3 separate regions of the Homo sapiens genome follow, and all the other regions are linked to region 2. A link is an interaction called in ENCODE POLR2A ChIA-PET data of the cell type or tissue named here. Cell type or tissue: OCI-LY7. All regions are shown on one strand. Each heading gives the region's core, and the rest is flanking DNA. Links, peaks and the distances in the headings are about the cores only. Region 1 overlaps RIPOR2 (RHO family interacting cell polarization regulator 2). Region 2 overlaps CARMIL1 (capping protein regulator and myosin 1 linker 1). Region 3 overlaps CARMIL1 (capping protein regulator and myosin 1 linker 1).

Region 1 (6,009 bases), core at 520-5,519, 440 kb before region 2:
AGCCTTCACAGATGTAGTTTCTGAGTTTGCCTGTTAGATGAGGAAAGTGGAGGAGACAGGAGTCTATCAATGAGGAAGGAGATTTAGTCTCAGGCCTGAGAAACCCCATGGAAGAAACCAAGCGTTCAGGTGGACTCTCAGGAACATCAGGCAGGAGAGCAAGAACAACAGAGAGAGGAGGAGATGGAGGAGCAGGAGCAACAGCAAGTTCATCAGTCCATCAGGGCTGCGATGTAGCGGGGTGGCCAGGTCCCCCAGTAGGTGGCAGGGACTCCAGCATCATCTCCTCCCTGAACACCAAGCCTGAAGCTCCAGATCTGGTCCGAGGGTGGTCCCTTTCCTCCCCATCCCACTCCTAGGGTGTCTCTGTGCTAGGTTGGAGAGGATCTGCCCGTGAGGGAGACCATTCTTTGAGCAATGGTTTATATTGTCTGCTCAGCTCTGAACTTCCCTCATAACATGGAGTTAGAGGTGGGAATGCATTAGGAACAAAGAACCCTGGAATTCAGTTTCTTGTCTGACTCCAATTTAAGTGTGACTCCTGGGACAAGTCATTTAGCCTCTCTAGGCCCCTATTTCCCATCTGTAAAATCAGGAAATTACCATCCCACCAAAAATAGATGCACTTGATAATACTGAGCATCAGAAATAGGAGAAATATAGTACTTTTTTATATTAGCAGTGATAGGTGATGTGCATGATTTGAATTACTGTTAGGCTGCGAGACTCTGCGACTGTGCTAGTCTGTGTGGGTGGCGTCTGAGAGTTGGGGGAAGTAGAGGGAAGGTTTTCTGCTAAACACTGATTCAGGGCAGTTATTTTCCAGAATTGATCAGGCTGCTGATAGAATCATCCTCAAAGTTAAAATAAAAATTCCAGGGCCCACGTGGGACTATGGACCTGCGTGATTTTGGAACCACTGACTCAAGTGAGGACCCAAAAATGTAGAGAATGGACCTAAAAAATGGAAAAAAGCACAGATGCCAGACTCAGTAGCAAAGCAAGTGTTGAAACTTAACACTGAATACTAAACTGATTCCCTACCGGATCTGCCGGAAGAGAAGCATGCAGCCATTTGGGAAGCTGAGGGTCAAGGTCATTTATATTCCAGGTATTCTCAGACAGGCTCTTACATGTCAGTGCCTAGTGCTTGACAGAATAATTTCCCTCCTGAGTTAGATGATTCATTGGAAAATGAAGCCCTCCTGTCGAGCCCTTTCAAAAAAAAGTCTCCTTTCTTTACTCCCTTAATTGCAGAAAGTAGAAAGAAGGTGATTAAATCCCCATTAGCAACCCAGGGATCAAGCTGCTAAGAAACCTCAGAATTGCATAAGCACCAGCCCTCTTCACTGCAGTCAGATGGGCCAAAACTTGGAAGAGAAATTGACTTGCTGTGATGGCCGCTCATTTGACAGCCATGCCTGGCCACTGAGCCGTAAATCTGACAACACCTGAGCAATGCTCTATTTTCTAAAACCAGACTTCGTTTTTGTTCTGAAGATGCTGTGGTTTAACTCAATAATGTGTCTAGTTTGGAACTTTCTGGAATAAATACCAGAAAGGCACTGGGAGGGGAAAAATTCTCTGTGGGTTTAACACCAAGATTTACAAAATTTCATAGTTAGTTTGCTAGAAACATGAGGAGCTAAAGGAAGAATTTAAAGATCACCCCAAAGAAGCCAACAGACAAGCTAGAATGTGGGACATTCTGTACAATGGTTTCTACAGCAAGTCAAGGGTAGAAAAAAAGGTAGGGAGAGGTTTGTTTTAGATTAAAGGAAATCTAAAAGATATACCTAACAACCAATTGTAATGCATGGACCTTGTTGGGATCCTAATTTGAACTAATCAAATGTACAAGGCATTTTTGAGACAACGGGGGAAATCTGATAATGGAATGGGTTAATAACCAGGGTTTATTATTTTTGTTAGCTGTGAAAACGTGACAGTACTTGGCATCGTGGTTATGTAAGATGACAGCCCCATGCTTTAAGAGATGCATACTGAAGTGTATAGCAGCAGACTGACATATCTGGGTTTTATTTCATCAAAGGACTTCTCTTTTATCAAAGGAAAAACAAAAGCAAAGAGATGGAGCAAATGTGGCAAAATCTTGCTAATTATTACATCTAGGTGATGGGTTTATGGGGGCTCATTATAATGTTCTCTCCACTTCTGTGTATGTTTGAGATTCTGTCATAATATTTTTGTGTGTGTAGGTAAGCCTCAGGATGAGAAGCATCAGTAAACTATCAAAAGTGGGGTGGGTTGAGAGTGGGTGGCGCTGCGTCTTTGCAAGGAAAATAAAAATAGCATGGGCTCTCAAACTTCAAGGAGCTCTGCACTCTGCAGAGATGGCTCCTTATTCTCTCTAAACAAGGAAAATAATACCTTTCATCTTGATGGAGAATTCTCCCAGCAGATTCTCTAGCTCCACTTCAATGGTGCACATATTCTGCAAAGAGGACAGGAGACGATCATGAGAGCTAGCCTTTCACCCAACAGCTCAAAGCACACGACGTTCGAACAGCAGCACAACCACTGCGTGAACAACGAGAAGCATTTACCTGTTTGCTCCACACAGCACAGCCTAAGAAACATTCTTGACAAAATGTTTGATCTGAGTCTAAGCCCACCTTTTAGTGTACAGGAAATTTAGGGCATAGATGAGCAAGTCAGATTATATCAAAAATAGACACATTCAGAATGTGGGGTAGTCTATAGGAATTAGCATGAATTCTACAAAAAGGCAGTATCATAGGGGAAAAAATTTCTACATAAAGAGACTAGACAAACATAATCACCAAATGTAACAACTTAACCTTGATAATATCCTGATTTGAAAGTAAATAAATCAAAACATTTATAAAAGACATTATTGATCCAAATAGGGAAAACTTGAAAATGGACAATATGTTATATAATTCTATGGGATGATTGTCAATTTTCTTGGTTGTAGTAATGGTATGTGGTTATGTAGGAAATGTAGATATTCCATAGGTTACTATTAAGAGATCCCTGGCTTGATTTAGCCATTGTATTACATATTTCTGTGCATACACACTTCAAAACATCAAGTTGTATACCATAAATATGTAGTTTTTATTTGCCAATTACAAATAAATTTTAAAAAGAGATCCAGGTTAAAATACATATAGGGTGAAATGTCATGATGTCTATCACTTACTGTCAAATGACTTGAGGGGGATTTGATCATATGAGAGAGAGGGAAAGCAAATATGGCCAAATATTACCAATTGGTAAATCTAGATAAAGGCATATGGTGTTCAATGTACAAGTCTTTCAATTTTTCTATAGGTTTGAAATTTTTCTTAAAAATTTGGGGCCAAAAGAGCACAAGGGCTGAATTCTGCTCAAGTGAGTAAGGCAGACTTCCTACTGCAAACCTACAGCGCCCCAAAAATTATTTTTGGGTCTGACAAGGGTCTTCTCTTTGATGTTGAAGGAAAAGGATAGAGAGAAGGAGTAACACCATCTGTGCATGTGGTTAGATACATAACTAGCCTCACCCTACTTCCTCAATACCTGAGGACCTAAATAGAACAATTGCAGTTAGAAATGAAAAGGGAAAGTGCTGCGGCCATGGGCCATCCCCAGGGAGGCCCTTCTGCTGCTTGACCAGCTTACAATCTGGATGCTGCCTCTGCTATGCTAAGCAGCAGTCTCCATTGAAGCTTGATGCAGGGTGATGTCTGCAGGCTTCTCCCTCAGTTGCCAGCCTCCCACAAGGCTAGGGGTTCGAGGGTGGCCTCACTGACAAAAGCATGGCCAGCTTGATTAGTGCAGGCTGGTATTGCTTCCATTTGAATTCTGTATGCTGAGGACCTCAGCCTAGAGGTTCTGATTCTTCTATGTTTCGTTGTTCTGCTCCAAATGATCACTCTCATGGGATGCAAAGAGAATGGCATTGCTTTTTCCCTTGTAAATTCTCACTACCTGAACTAGCTAGCAAGGCTGGGGAAAACTTCCTGAAGTCTGAGCTCTGCGTAGCTTGAAAGCCTTGAAAACAAAGCCTCAGTATTATAAACCAATTTATTTCCTCAGAGTATTGGGCACTTCTGTGAAGAAACAGTTTCCAGACATATCAACTATGCTATCATGCATGTCAGGATTGCTACCAGTATCTCTGAAAAACGTGAGAGCAGCTAGGTTAAGACTTGAGGACATCCATGGTCAAAATTTTCCTCCCCCGACCACTGGCACCCCCCCACCACCCACAGCCACTGATGAACATTGCTGCACACGAAAAAGCACCTGAGCCTACCTTGACCTCATTGTTAAATCCTCATTTTAAACCATCATCATAATAACATGCTGGCTTTTGTGGTTATGTGAGGATGTATTTCTTTCTTGCTTTTTTGTTTTTTTGAGATAGAGTCTCTATCTGTCACCCAGGCTGGAGTGTAGTGGCGCCGTCTCAGCTCACTGCAACCTCTGCCTCCCAGGTTCAAGCGATTCTCCTGCCTCAGCCTCACGAGTAGCTGGGATTACAGGTGCCCGCCACCACGCCCGGCTAATTTTTGTATTTTTAGTAGAGACGGGGTTTTGCTATGTTGGCTGGGCTAGTCTTGAACTCCTGACCTCAAGTGAACCTCCCAACTTGGCCTCCCAAAGTGCTGGGATTACAGGTATAAGCCGCTGCACCCGGCCATGAGGATATAAAACCACCTGATACCAAATGAGGTATGAGGCTACAGAAGTCCTGGACTTCTTTCTTCTCTAAGGCAGTTTAAATTGCACTCTATGTCTTTGAATTTGTGAGCAAGGTCATGATGCCATGCCCTGGCACTTGATCAAGGGTGGCTGTGTCTGAAATGACCTGCAAATATGCCAACAAAGGCAGCCCCTGCATTCTGCTGGTCAGTTATCTGCATTTGTCCTATAAACATCCTTTATAATTGGAAACGGCTCTCCTCATTTCAGAGATCTGTAGAAATGGGGTCTCGTGAACTAGGACTGCTTCTAGGCCAGGAATTTTCAATCTGCAGCTCTACAAAGTAGGATGGGGGAGGGTGGGAAGAGTCAGATCTTTATTTTCACTATCATTTAACTGAAATTAAACATGTTTAGGTATGATGAAGGTAGAAAACAAGCCACAGCAGTATTAGCCATACCTGTGACTTTGACACTGATAGAAATCACATATATGTTCATGTCACATTATTTATTGCAGATAACTTTTTAAAAAATCATTTATACTTTTCATTACTTTGATGTTTCAGTAGTTATTAGAGCCACTACTAGATCTTATAATTTGATGTGTTAATAAAGCAGCAGCATAGAACTATGTCACATATTTGACTTTTGAAATATTTTGAAAACTATACTGATGATTTTGAAATAACTGTATTTCAATATATTTTCTTCTTTTCAATTCCTATGTATTTTATTTTATGCATTTAAAAAACATTATTCTAGGCCGGGCTCAGTGGCTCATGCCTGTAATCCCAGCACTTTGGGAGGCAGAGGCGAGTGGATCACCTGAGATCAGGAGTTCGAGACCAGCCTGGCCAACGTATAGTAAAACTCCGTCTCTACTAAAAATACAAAAATTAGCCGGGTGTGGTGGCACACACCTGTAGTCCCAGCTACTTGGGAAGCTGAGGCAGGAGAGGTACTTGGGAAGCTGAGGCAGGAGAATCACTTGAACCCGGGAGGCAGAGATTGCAGTGAGCCAAGATCGCGCCACTGCACTCCAGCCTGTGTGACAGAGCAAGACTCTATCTCTCAAAAAATAATAAAAAAATTATTCTAAAGGAGGAACTTAGGTAAAGAAGCCCTGCTTTAAGTCAAATAAAGAGAGAAACTTGGTTTAGACAAGAGGCAACACGGGAGTGTACACACAAAGGGATCCTACTGACAGTCATCCAAGCTGTCCTTCTGATCCCAGGGCTGAACCAGATGCTCAGCTCTGGGAATTGTCCAACAGACCCTCTACAGGCTGATGACTTCATTCATGAAATCTGATCTCTGAACAAAGACTCATGG
Region 2 (5,000 bases), core at 1-5,000:
TGTATTTTTAGTAGAGACGGGGTTTTACCATGTTGGCCAGGCTGGTCTCAAAGTCCTGACCTCAGGTGATCTGCCCGCCTCGGCCTCCCAAAGTGCTGGGATTACAGGCCTAAGTCACAGCACCCGGCCCATGCTGGGTTCTTAATCTCCAGGCTGTGCTGGACTCTCACCTTCTAACCAACCTTGAGGTATTTCAGTCCCAGCACTATTGACATTTTGGTCAAAACAATTGTTGTGGGGGCTGTCCTGTGCATGATAGGATGTTTACCAGCATCTGTGGCCCCTCCCCACTAGATCCTGGCACCATCACCCACTCTTCCCACAGTTGGGATAATTAAAAATGTCTCCAGAGGCTGGGCACGGTGGCTCATGCCTGTAATTCCAGCACTTTGGGAGGCCGAGGCGAGCGGATCACCTGAGGTCAGGAGTTTTTGAGACCAGCCTGGCCAACATGGCGAAAACCCATCTCTACTAAAAATAGAAAAATTAGCTGGGTGTGGTGGCGGGTGCCTGTAATCCTAGCTACTTGGGAGGCTGAGGCATGAGAATTGCTTGAAACTGGGAGGTAGAGGTTGCAGTGAGCTGAGATTGTGCCACTGCACTCCAGCCTGGGGCGACAGAGTGAGACTCCACCTCAAAAAAAAAAAAAAAAAAGTTTCCAAACATTGTCACATGTCCTTTGGATTGTAGAATTGGCCCCCCCACTGAGAATCATTGGTTTAGATCAGTGGGTTTCAAATGTCAGAGAGCAGGTGTGTATTTTATCATATTTAGCTTCTAGAGTTATGTCTAAGTCTCGAAATTTACAGTTTTATGATATAGCCATTGTTGATTTATCTAAAAGTCTATATGCATTTAAAATGCTTATTTTTGAAATATTTAGATAACCAAATCTGTATGTAACAAAAATAACAAATCCCACCACATAGCAATTTGTCTTGTTTTAAGATACCTAAAAGATCAGACCAGTGGTTCTCAATATTTGGTCCTGAGAAACAGCAACATTAACATCACCTGATAACTTATCAAAAATGCAAAAGCAGGCCAAGCGTGGTGGCTCATGCCTGTAATCCCAGCAGTTTGGAAGGCCAAGGAGGGAGGATCACTTGAGGCCAGGAGTTCGAGACCAGCCTGGCCAACATGGCAAACTCCTGTCTCTGCTAAAATATGGAGGCACACACTTGTAATCCCAGCTATTTGGGAGGCTAAGGCATGAGAGTCACTTGAACTCGGGAGGTAGAGGTTGCAGTGGGCTGAGATCGTGCTACTGCACTCCAGCCTGGGTGACAGAGTGAAACTTTTCCTCAAAACCAAACAAAACAAAAAAGCAAAATCAAAGCATAGGAGACCTATCTAGACCTACTAAATCAGAAACTCTGGCAGTGGAGCCCTGCGATCTGTTTTAACAAGCCCTTCAGGTCATTTTGATGCACACTGAAGTTTGAGAAACACTTGGTTAGTTACTTAGGTAACTAGGTAACTAAGTATATTACTAAGTTACTTAGATAATTAAGTTAGCTCCAGTTAGAGACCCATAGAATAAACCTTATTGAGAAATAAGTATAACCTGCTATATACAGAACTTTGAAATCTGCTTAGGAAAATGACTTTTACCAGACAGATCATGCTAAGTGTGTGCTGGTCATATTGGCTTCCCTGCAAGAGCCTGCCATGTCCACAGCTTTCTTTACAGGATTTCCTTTTGTTAGTATCCCCAAGCTTGGTGCATGCAACTTCACAGTTTGGTGGCCATAGCTGCTTGAACTAGGTATGCTTATGCCTGACTCCCAAGGTACGCATCGATAGGCTAACCAGCAGCATGTATTGGGAAGAGATTGATCCTCTTGGGAGTTTGAGACAGAGACAAAGAAATGGGAAGACAGCAAAAGGCATGAGGAATAAAAGCCCTTAGTTAAGCAGAAACCATGAGGAGATGAAGAGGCTCTTAATGAGCCAGTGGTAACAAGAACAATAGGAGGTGGAATTGGGTGACAGAGCACAGGATGGCTGCTTTGGAAAGGGTGACTTTTAGAATCGAAGTTGAGTCAATGTACTTAAACTAATATGTGCACAGTATGTTTTAGTTTTCTAGAAGGCCCAACTGGGCAGCTGCTCATAGGGGTTCCTGTTTTGTACTTCCCTATTTTGCTTGCTTCTCTAGGGAGCCTCATGTTAAATCATCATTAACTGAGGCAATTTCATAATATGTCTATTCCTTGTTGCCTGGATGAACCCATTGAATATATAACTATATTAGAAGACCAAGTGGTTTCAGATGGGTTGCAGGTGGGTTTCATGGCATGCTGCTTCGTTGAAGCAGTGACTCTCAGCCTGGCTGTGCCTCAGAAACACCTGGGTAGCCTCTGCCTCTTTATTTAAAAACTTTCTGTATGTGAGATTCTCACGGGCAGTTGAAGTCTGTATTACAGGAGAGAATGGGAGATAGAAGCTGTTACTTTCAGCTTGTTGATGGGTTGACTTTCCCAAAATAAAGCTGCATAGGGCGTACTTCAGAAAACTTCAGGCCTTACTTCATTCATTTCCTTAGATCAGACCAAATAAGCCAGCTCACCATATTTATTCCAGAGATGTGTTGCTTTGCCTCCAATAACATTTTCCTTAACATTTCCTGTTAGAGCCTCTGGGTACTATTTCTTTTGAGGGAGATGCTAAGAGTTTGAAAAGCCTTAAAAAAATCATTAAAAATACATGGAATAGAGTGTTGAAATCAGCATTGTAAATCATTTTCTGAAAATTCAGTAAGTCTAAAGAAGTTTTTCTGTTTTGAATGATCGGCACTGACCCTATCCAGTTGGTCAGTGCCTCCCTTATCCTGCTAGTCACCTCTTCCTCCTGTCTTTCCTATTAGAACCAAGGAAAGTATACAAGTACCTCCATGCAGCAAATCCACTGGATTCTCTGACACAAATCAATCCAGAGGGGAATGAGTGAAGATACAGAATACTTTACATTGTTGCTCAGATGGTTGGCTGAGTTCCATTAGGGTAATATATTCTGGGAATGTGGTCCAGTGCTTGGTTTCAAGGCCAGCTTAAAAGATTTGGGGCCTGACCAAGAGCATAATCAGGATTCTCTTATTCTCCAACCTAGTATCCTTGAGGAGATTGTAAACTACTCGAGAGTCCAGGACTGTTTACCTATTGTACTTTTATGTTAAGTACCTCTACCCCTAAAAGCAATCTCTTTGTGATATACACAGAATATTTGCCCAGTAAGTCACTCAGCCTTGAGTACAAATTTTAAGCCCGAGCTGCTTTCCTCAGGGGCCCAGCCAGTCTCTTTACTCAGCAGCCTTATCTGACATAGCCCATCTTTAATTTAGCTTTGTTCACGATGCAGGGATCAATAACAGCGATGCTGGGAGGGAGGGAGAATGGCCAACTGCAAACAGCCGCCCATCTCAGCACTTGAACTGAACTCTACTTTGGTCAGGATGATTAGTGCAGTCTGGAGAGCCATTAAGTGCTCTCTGACTAGTTCATCTGAGTTCTGCTTCCCACTACACTCAATGACTAACCCAGGAGATTACAGATGCTTGAGGAGAAAGAGTGTCGTGTCTCCCTGTGTGGTACTGAGTAGTGTTTGTACCACTGTCTCAGGAATGTGAATTACAGTGCAAATGAGCTGCCTCTCTTGTTTCCTTTTCTGCACGTCATTTTAGAGAGAGTGATTTATTTTCTGTTTGCGAAGGCTTGGTCTCATCATTTAGATGAGAGAGAAATTGCATGTACTTTCAACTTTTGGCTGGTTATAGGCATCTCCTTTTTTTTTTTTTCCATTGTGAGAGTTGTTTATGCTGATTGAATGAAAAGATTCGTTTTCTTAGGCTTTCAGTGATGACACTCCATTTCTTCCATGTGATAAAATTATAATGCGTGATTTTATTTTATTATTTTTTAAAAGTAAAACTGTCACCTAACATTTCCTCTACAGTTGGGTAAAAAACTAAGAAAAGCATCTCATTTCCTATTGGTTCCATGAGCAACCCTTTTTAGCATACAGATCAGAAGCCTTGTGTGGCTCTAAGCCTATTTCCTCAATTGGGGAAGTAACAGACTCTGTTCCCAAGATATGAATAGGTGTGCTGGGTGAGAAGTGCTCTGTGCTCAAGGACTTTGACCCTTCATTTTCCAAACTTAAACAAGTTTCTCCATTTCTCTGTTCTTAGAACCTTTGGTATTCATATACTTAACATGTACATTTCTTGAAGCGCCAATTATCATCTCACAGGACACTGGTGTTCCAGGGAACTTGGAGAAAAGCTGACAAGTTATTTTAGTGTGTTATCTTTTACACAAAGGGACTCTGTTTTAGAATTTGCCATATCTGCTTTAACGCTGTACAAATTAGCCAACTGGAGAAATATATGTTAAATAACGGGTGAACAACACATAATCACCCAACCTACTTTTAGGAAGATTACTAAAACATTCCATTTAACAATCATTCAGCACTATCTGTTTGTAAAGGACACGTAAGTTTTAAAGGAAGAAGCTGGTGACTTGGGAATGGACTGGAATAAAGTCAGAGAAGTCCTTTGTCCAGGGAACTTCATCATTGGGTTTGACTTGAGAAGAACAAATCAGATAAGATTAGTCTCCTCATTATAAATGTTTAAGGTAATTTCAGATCACTCTGCTTTAAAAGTCTTGTGAAATGGGGTTGGGAAAGTTTCCTTAAATCATTTACACTTGTTGATTGTGTGCAGTTTATATTATGAGCCTGCTGCCCCCACAGGTGCTGAGCTGTGCTCACACATGGGAGGGGACATCACAGAAAAGAAGACGTAGATTTATTACCTATGGTTCTGAACTGGGACAATTGATAAAAATTACAGGTGCTGAGGATTGGCTTGAAACGCAGAATAATCTTCCTAACAGAGCTGTCCACTCATAGAATGTGCTTATTGTGAGGGTGGGGATAGAGGATGGGGAATTGAATTCCTTGCAGCTGGGTAAGTTCAAGTATAGATTGCTTGC
Region 3 (5,000 bases), core at 1-5,000, 280 kb after region 2:
CCATCCCATTTTATATTGAAAATAATTGACATGAAAAATAAAGAACTTGGAAAAAAGAAAGCCCCAGCCCCAGGTGGAAGGAGTAGGTGGCCTTCCTCAGGAGGTTTGGAAAGGATCCCTCAACCCCTGACACTTCGCTTTCACAAAGACTTGCATTCTACAACTGGACTTCTTTTTTGTTTTTAAAAATTCTTTTATAAATGAATTTTTAAATTCATCATTATTATTTCAGAATAATTATCATTCATTCAGACTAAGAAGAGGATGCCCTAACAAAATTTAATGATGACCAATGGAATTTTAAGAATTATTTAGAGATTTTTTTTTAAATCTAAGGTGAATGGAGAAGGAAAGAAAATAAAGAAAAAAATTATTTAGAGATGTAATGTAAAATGTAAGGTGACCTAAATTCCCACTAAGGTATAAGGTATCATCAATATTGAATTACACTGTGGGTAGGTAACTTGTGCTGAATCCTGTCATCAGATCTTTTCCTGAAAAGTTTTAATGACTGAAGAGGCAAAAGAATTCAAAGCTGCTGCTCCTAAAATGCAGTGGGAGCACAGAGTGATGTAAATGGCCCCAGAAGAGACGCCTGTACATGCCTGCAGATACACTGTCCCCACTTAGTTGTTGAGACTGGTCCTGTGGTCCAGGAGCCAGGACTTGCATGGGGTTCTTTAACAACCATCCGCTGCTCTGTCCATTATATGCTTTGGAGCTGATAAAGCCACCATCCCCCAAATGAGGTTAATGCCTTGTGGGGTTGGTAAATATCACTTTGTACACACCTAGCAAGAGACATAATATCTGTAGGTTAGGAGTTTCTGAAATTTTTCAAGCTGTAATTGTGCTTCTGCTTATAAAAAGCTAGATTGGATGTCTTAAGCCATTAATATGTTGGCCTCATTCCTGCCTTATTCCTTTGCTATGAAGGCTTTTTATGTGTTTTAGCTTTTCTGTTTCTTTGTTTGTGAATGGTATCCCTCTCCCTCCCCTTTCCTAGTAATGCTGTTGCTTTATCTCTCTTCCATTCATATTTTTTTTCTTTCTTTTTGCTGCATGGAGACTCTCTGCTGTACAAGTGTAAGTATTTTTTGGTGGCTCTGCGGTTTCTGGCTGTACTACTTTATATTCTTGTGCTCCATTTGCTTCTGTGCTGCCTGGCTGGTCTCCCAGGAGACTGTAGTGTTGTCATCCATCTGCAGATCCTGAATGAAATAGGCAACAATTTAGAGACAAGATTGGATTTTGCAAGATGGTTCAGCTAGCAAAACAGGCGATGAATTTAAAATATCTCCAGCCATGTGCCTGAAAGCAAGCAGAGTGTTGATGAAGAGGATACAAACATTCAAGAGGAGACAAGTGCTTATTCCACTCATGTAATAATAACAATAATAAAGACATGATTACTTTTAAGATTTTTTTCCTGATTCTTGTCATATTACTTGTTTCGGGCCCAGGGTTGTAGAAAATCGACATTATGATTTGCTTCTTATATTAGGAGAACTTTCCTAATCTTCTTCTCAGCTGGTATTGTTATTTTTTTTTTCTTTCTACAGCCTTGGTGGTGGGGGGAAGTAATTATGGATTCTTGAACTTGGAGTGAGAGTGTTATTTATTATTCTTTGAGCAAATGTGGCAAAAACAAAGCACCTCTTTCTATTTTTATGGTGACTTAAGCAACTTGACTCTCATTTTTTTAAAAAAAAAGTATGTCTAGGAATTACATGTTAAAAGTGGGTTTGACAGGAAAAAAATGTTACGTTGTTTGGAAGGTTCCAAGATTAGTCTTTAACTTGTAGTAAAAGTAGACATATCTCAATTGAGCTATGTGCAGAATAGTTTAAAATTCATTAAAAAATTTGATCAAATGAGTACAATTTCAGAGTAATGTAGGCATTGATGCTTTTGGATTCTCAGAAAATAGAGTTGTGGCCTTTTTGTTCACAGTGTCTGCCACAATGGGGACTTATTGATGATTTGTGATGTTAGGACAAGAAAGAAGTCTGTGTTTAAGATTTTCCTGCTAAAATTACATTTAAAATAAGGGTTTAACACCTTTTTCCTCATACTTTTTTGGGATATGGGTTTTGAAAATTATACGTTATTGCTTGCAAGATGCATTTTTTAAGATAAGTTAATTTTGTCTAGGCCTCAAGTTGACAGTGTTAACCATTGATTGATGAGAGGTCCATTTGCAGTATGTACCTCTTCTTTTTCAAACGCTGACCCCCCTTCATCTGATGGACACTTTGTGATTTCTCTGACTCAGAAAGTACTTAGGCATTAACAAATGTCAGGGAAAGGTCAATAAGGACTAAGAAACAGTTTGAAAAAATTGACCCTTTCATTTTGGTACAAAAAGAGAAGAGAGCTAACAGTGTTAAAGAAGATGGTAAAGTCAGATTGTTTTCTTTTTCTGGGATGTATTTCATCAACCCAACAGTTGGGGAGGGGAGGAGGAAGGAGCGCAAATAAACCAAATTTCTAGACAAACATTAAATATTTGCTCCTAAATATACACTTAGGTGGATAATTATAGTACATTGTTATATTTCCTCTTGCTTTAGGTTTATATGTAATGGCATTGTAGGAATAAGCCAATAAGATTAAGGAAGTCCACATTTTCTGTAAAACTAAGGAAGAATTACTTCCAAAGAAAAGTAATAAAAATATGGGAGAAATGAGATTGAGTTTTTTTTTCTCTGTTGTTGCACTTAAATCCCATGAAGGAAAGATACAGAAGCTGGGTTGCCTTCTTAATACCAATTGTAGAAACTAGCCTGATTACAAATTCTATTTTAGCAAAAGACCATTGGCTCTGTGCCAAAACTTCAGAACTACAAGATATGATAGGTATAGATTTATGGGAAATGTAATTAGAAGTTACTTACCCTTGTAAAAAGCACACAAAATAAAGGAAAGCAAGTAAAATACATTAGAGTGAGTTTTTCTGATATTCAAGCTTTCTATACTGGGCTTTGAAGCATTGGAAAACAAGACCAAGAGGAGAAAACTAGCTCCCCTTTGAGTGATATCAACCATCAAATTATCCTGATGATTTCGTGTGTTTCTTAATTATGTCTATGAAATTAAACTAAGCTGAATGACCTATTCACAGATGGACATGAGTTTGCAAATGTGATTCTTTCTGTACATATTATATATTGTCATTTATTTTATATATAGTACATATTTTTATATGTTTAAAATTATAATATATTTGAAATATAATTTTTATATATTTTACATTTATTTGGTATCATAAAGACTTTCATGATATGGAAACTTAAACCAGACTATTTTTGCCTATGAATACACTTCCTGTAAAATATAATCAAGAGTCAGGAAAAAAAAAAAAAGACATCTTCAGTCCATGCATTTTTAAACATCTTTCCTCTTTATTTGTGACAATCTAAATGAAATTGGCTAAAAATTATATCTGAAGCTACTTCTTGATTATTTTACCTACCATGATTGTGCACAAGATGGATAGAATACTGAAGAACTTGTTGCGACCAAACACAGCATATATTTTGATAGCTTGTATCTCCTGAGAATTACTTTCAGAGATTTCACTTGTGAATAGACCAGGCAGGCCACTAACTTCTTCAGCCAACTGCATGGCTAACTTTGGGGAGAACTGCCTTAAACTGGATTCCTTTCCATTTGCATTGAGTTAGCTGAGTTTTTATTGAACCTGCAAAACCTGTTACTTTATAAATAGCTTTTCCTCAGTTTGTCTGCCTTTAACAAAACCTTGAAAAAAGCCAAATCGGCAAGTTTCATTTTGTATTTTAGGAAAACCAGTCTGGATTTCAATACAATTGCTAATCATTTTTTTATCTCCCTTTTCTCTCAACAATAAATAATAGCAAAATGATATTATTAAAACTGGCATAATTGTCAAAACTATAGATTTGTTTGCTTTAAAGATCAGTATCAGCCAGTTTCTCCTTGGAGCTAAAGAATGTTTTTCAATCATGTAGATTGTTTTTTTGAGGAAGCATTAGATGAAAACCTATTAAATGAAAGTATGCAAACTAAGTTCTTTCAGTTATGTTACCTCTTAGTTTATACACGTACCAGTTTCCTGATATCAAACCAGTGAAAACATCCCTAACATCCATCCATCTCTATATGGGTCATGAATGATGTGGCAGGAAGGATGCTGGCCTGACCCTCCTCACTGGGTTCTGTCCATGGCTCTGCTCCTTCTGACACCATGAATGTTAGCCTTTGTCATCTCTGTAACTCAGTTTCATCCTTGGAGTTTATTTGTGTAGGTGATGACAAAGCTTCCCTCCGTCTTTGACATTTGTGTGATCCTATTGAGGGAGAAGATAGTGCCTTTCTGAGGGTTGGCTTTGCACCATAAACAGTTGACACCAATGCTAGGAAAGTGCTCTTCAGTTTTGGCCCTTGGTTTGAGTTTCGGTTTCATTTTTTAGAAGATTAACAGGATCAAAGACATTTCACTGAGAAGTGCCAGCAGATACAGATTTTTGAATCCTAGCACCTTTTCCTGGTCTTTGCCCATGAAGTAAAGATCAAAATCTTGGGGGCAAAATGTGAAACGAGAGTGCAACTACTTAAGTCATTGATGTGACACAGAAAGAGGTCAGGGTTGCTTACATTGATGTTACTGTGACAATGATCACTTAATAGTGTTTTCAGTTTTTCGTGACTGATTTTAACAGTCTTTGATTTTTATTTATGTATCCATTTTAACATCCTCTTACACAGCTTGGAATTAAATTCATTCATTGCTCTTTTCAGCTATATAAGTGGAATTCAACTGGTTAGGGATGAAACAAAGAGGTTAGCTGTATCATTTGAGAAATTGTAAACATTTAGAAATAGTTTGGTCTCTTCAGTTAGGTTTTCAATCATCTTCTAAAGCAGAGAAACAACTACTGAGTTAAACAGTCGATCCAGAATGTTTCAGAAGTTTGAAAGGCAAGTTTTCTGTGGCTACCTAAGTGTTTTTTTAAATT

What was found. ChIA-PET counts read pairs that join two places held together with the same protein. Peaks named below come from ENCODE experiments on the same cell type or tissue, not always from the same donor. Only the 100,000 strongest peaks of a DNase experiment are listed, where the experiment ranks them.
Region 1: POLR2A ChIA-PET joins it to region 2 with 7 read pairs; 1 of 35 experiments calls an interaction of 5 or more read pairs at or near these places.
Region 3: POLR2A ChIA-PET joins it to region 2 with 7 read pairs; 3 of 35 experiments call an interaction of 5 or more read pairs at or near these places.

Annotation. Positions count from the first base shown.
Region 1 is chr6:24,858,582-24,864,590 of GRCh38, forward strand. It overlaps RIPOR2 (RHO family interacting cell polarization regulator 2), which reads right to left. Exons shown (of 22, transcript NM_001286445.3): 8 at 2,392-2,455. Among named protein-coding and RNA genes, the nearest start is that of ARMH2, 63 kb to the left of the region's middle. RefSeq lists an enhancer at 3,601-3,710. In OCI-LY7, for the core only: no CTCF peak of the experiment used is centred there; DNase peaks (open chromatin) are centred at 1,410 and 3,580; H3K4me3 peaks cover 2,249 bases; H3K27ac peaks cover 4,895 bases.
Region 2 is chr6:25,299,343-25,304,342 of GRCh38, forward strand. The region is part of intron 2 of CARMIL1 (capping protein regulator and myosin 1 linker 1); the gene reads left to right. Among named protein-coding and RNA genes, the nearest start is that of CARMIL1, 22 kb to the left of the region's middle. In OCI-LY7, for the core only: no CTCF peak of the experiment used is centred there; DNase peaks (open chromatin) are centred at 1,689, 2,229 and 4,032; H3K4me3 peaks cover 2,810 bases; H3K27ac peaks cover 3,084 bases.
Region 3 is chr6:25,575,908-25,580,907 of GRCh38, forward strand. All of the region lies in intron 29 of CARMIL1 (capping protein regulator and myosin 1 linker 1), which reads left to right. Among named protein-coding and RNA genes, the nearest start is that of SCGN, 74 kb to the right of the region's middle. In OCI-LY7, for the core only: no CTCF peak of the experiment used is centred there; no DNase peak of the experiment used is centred there.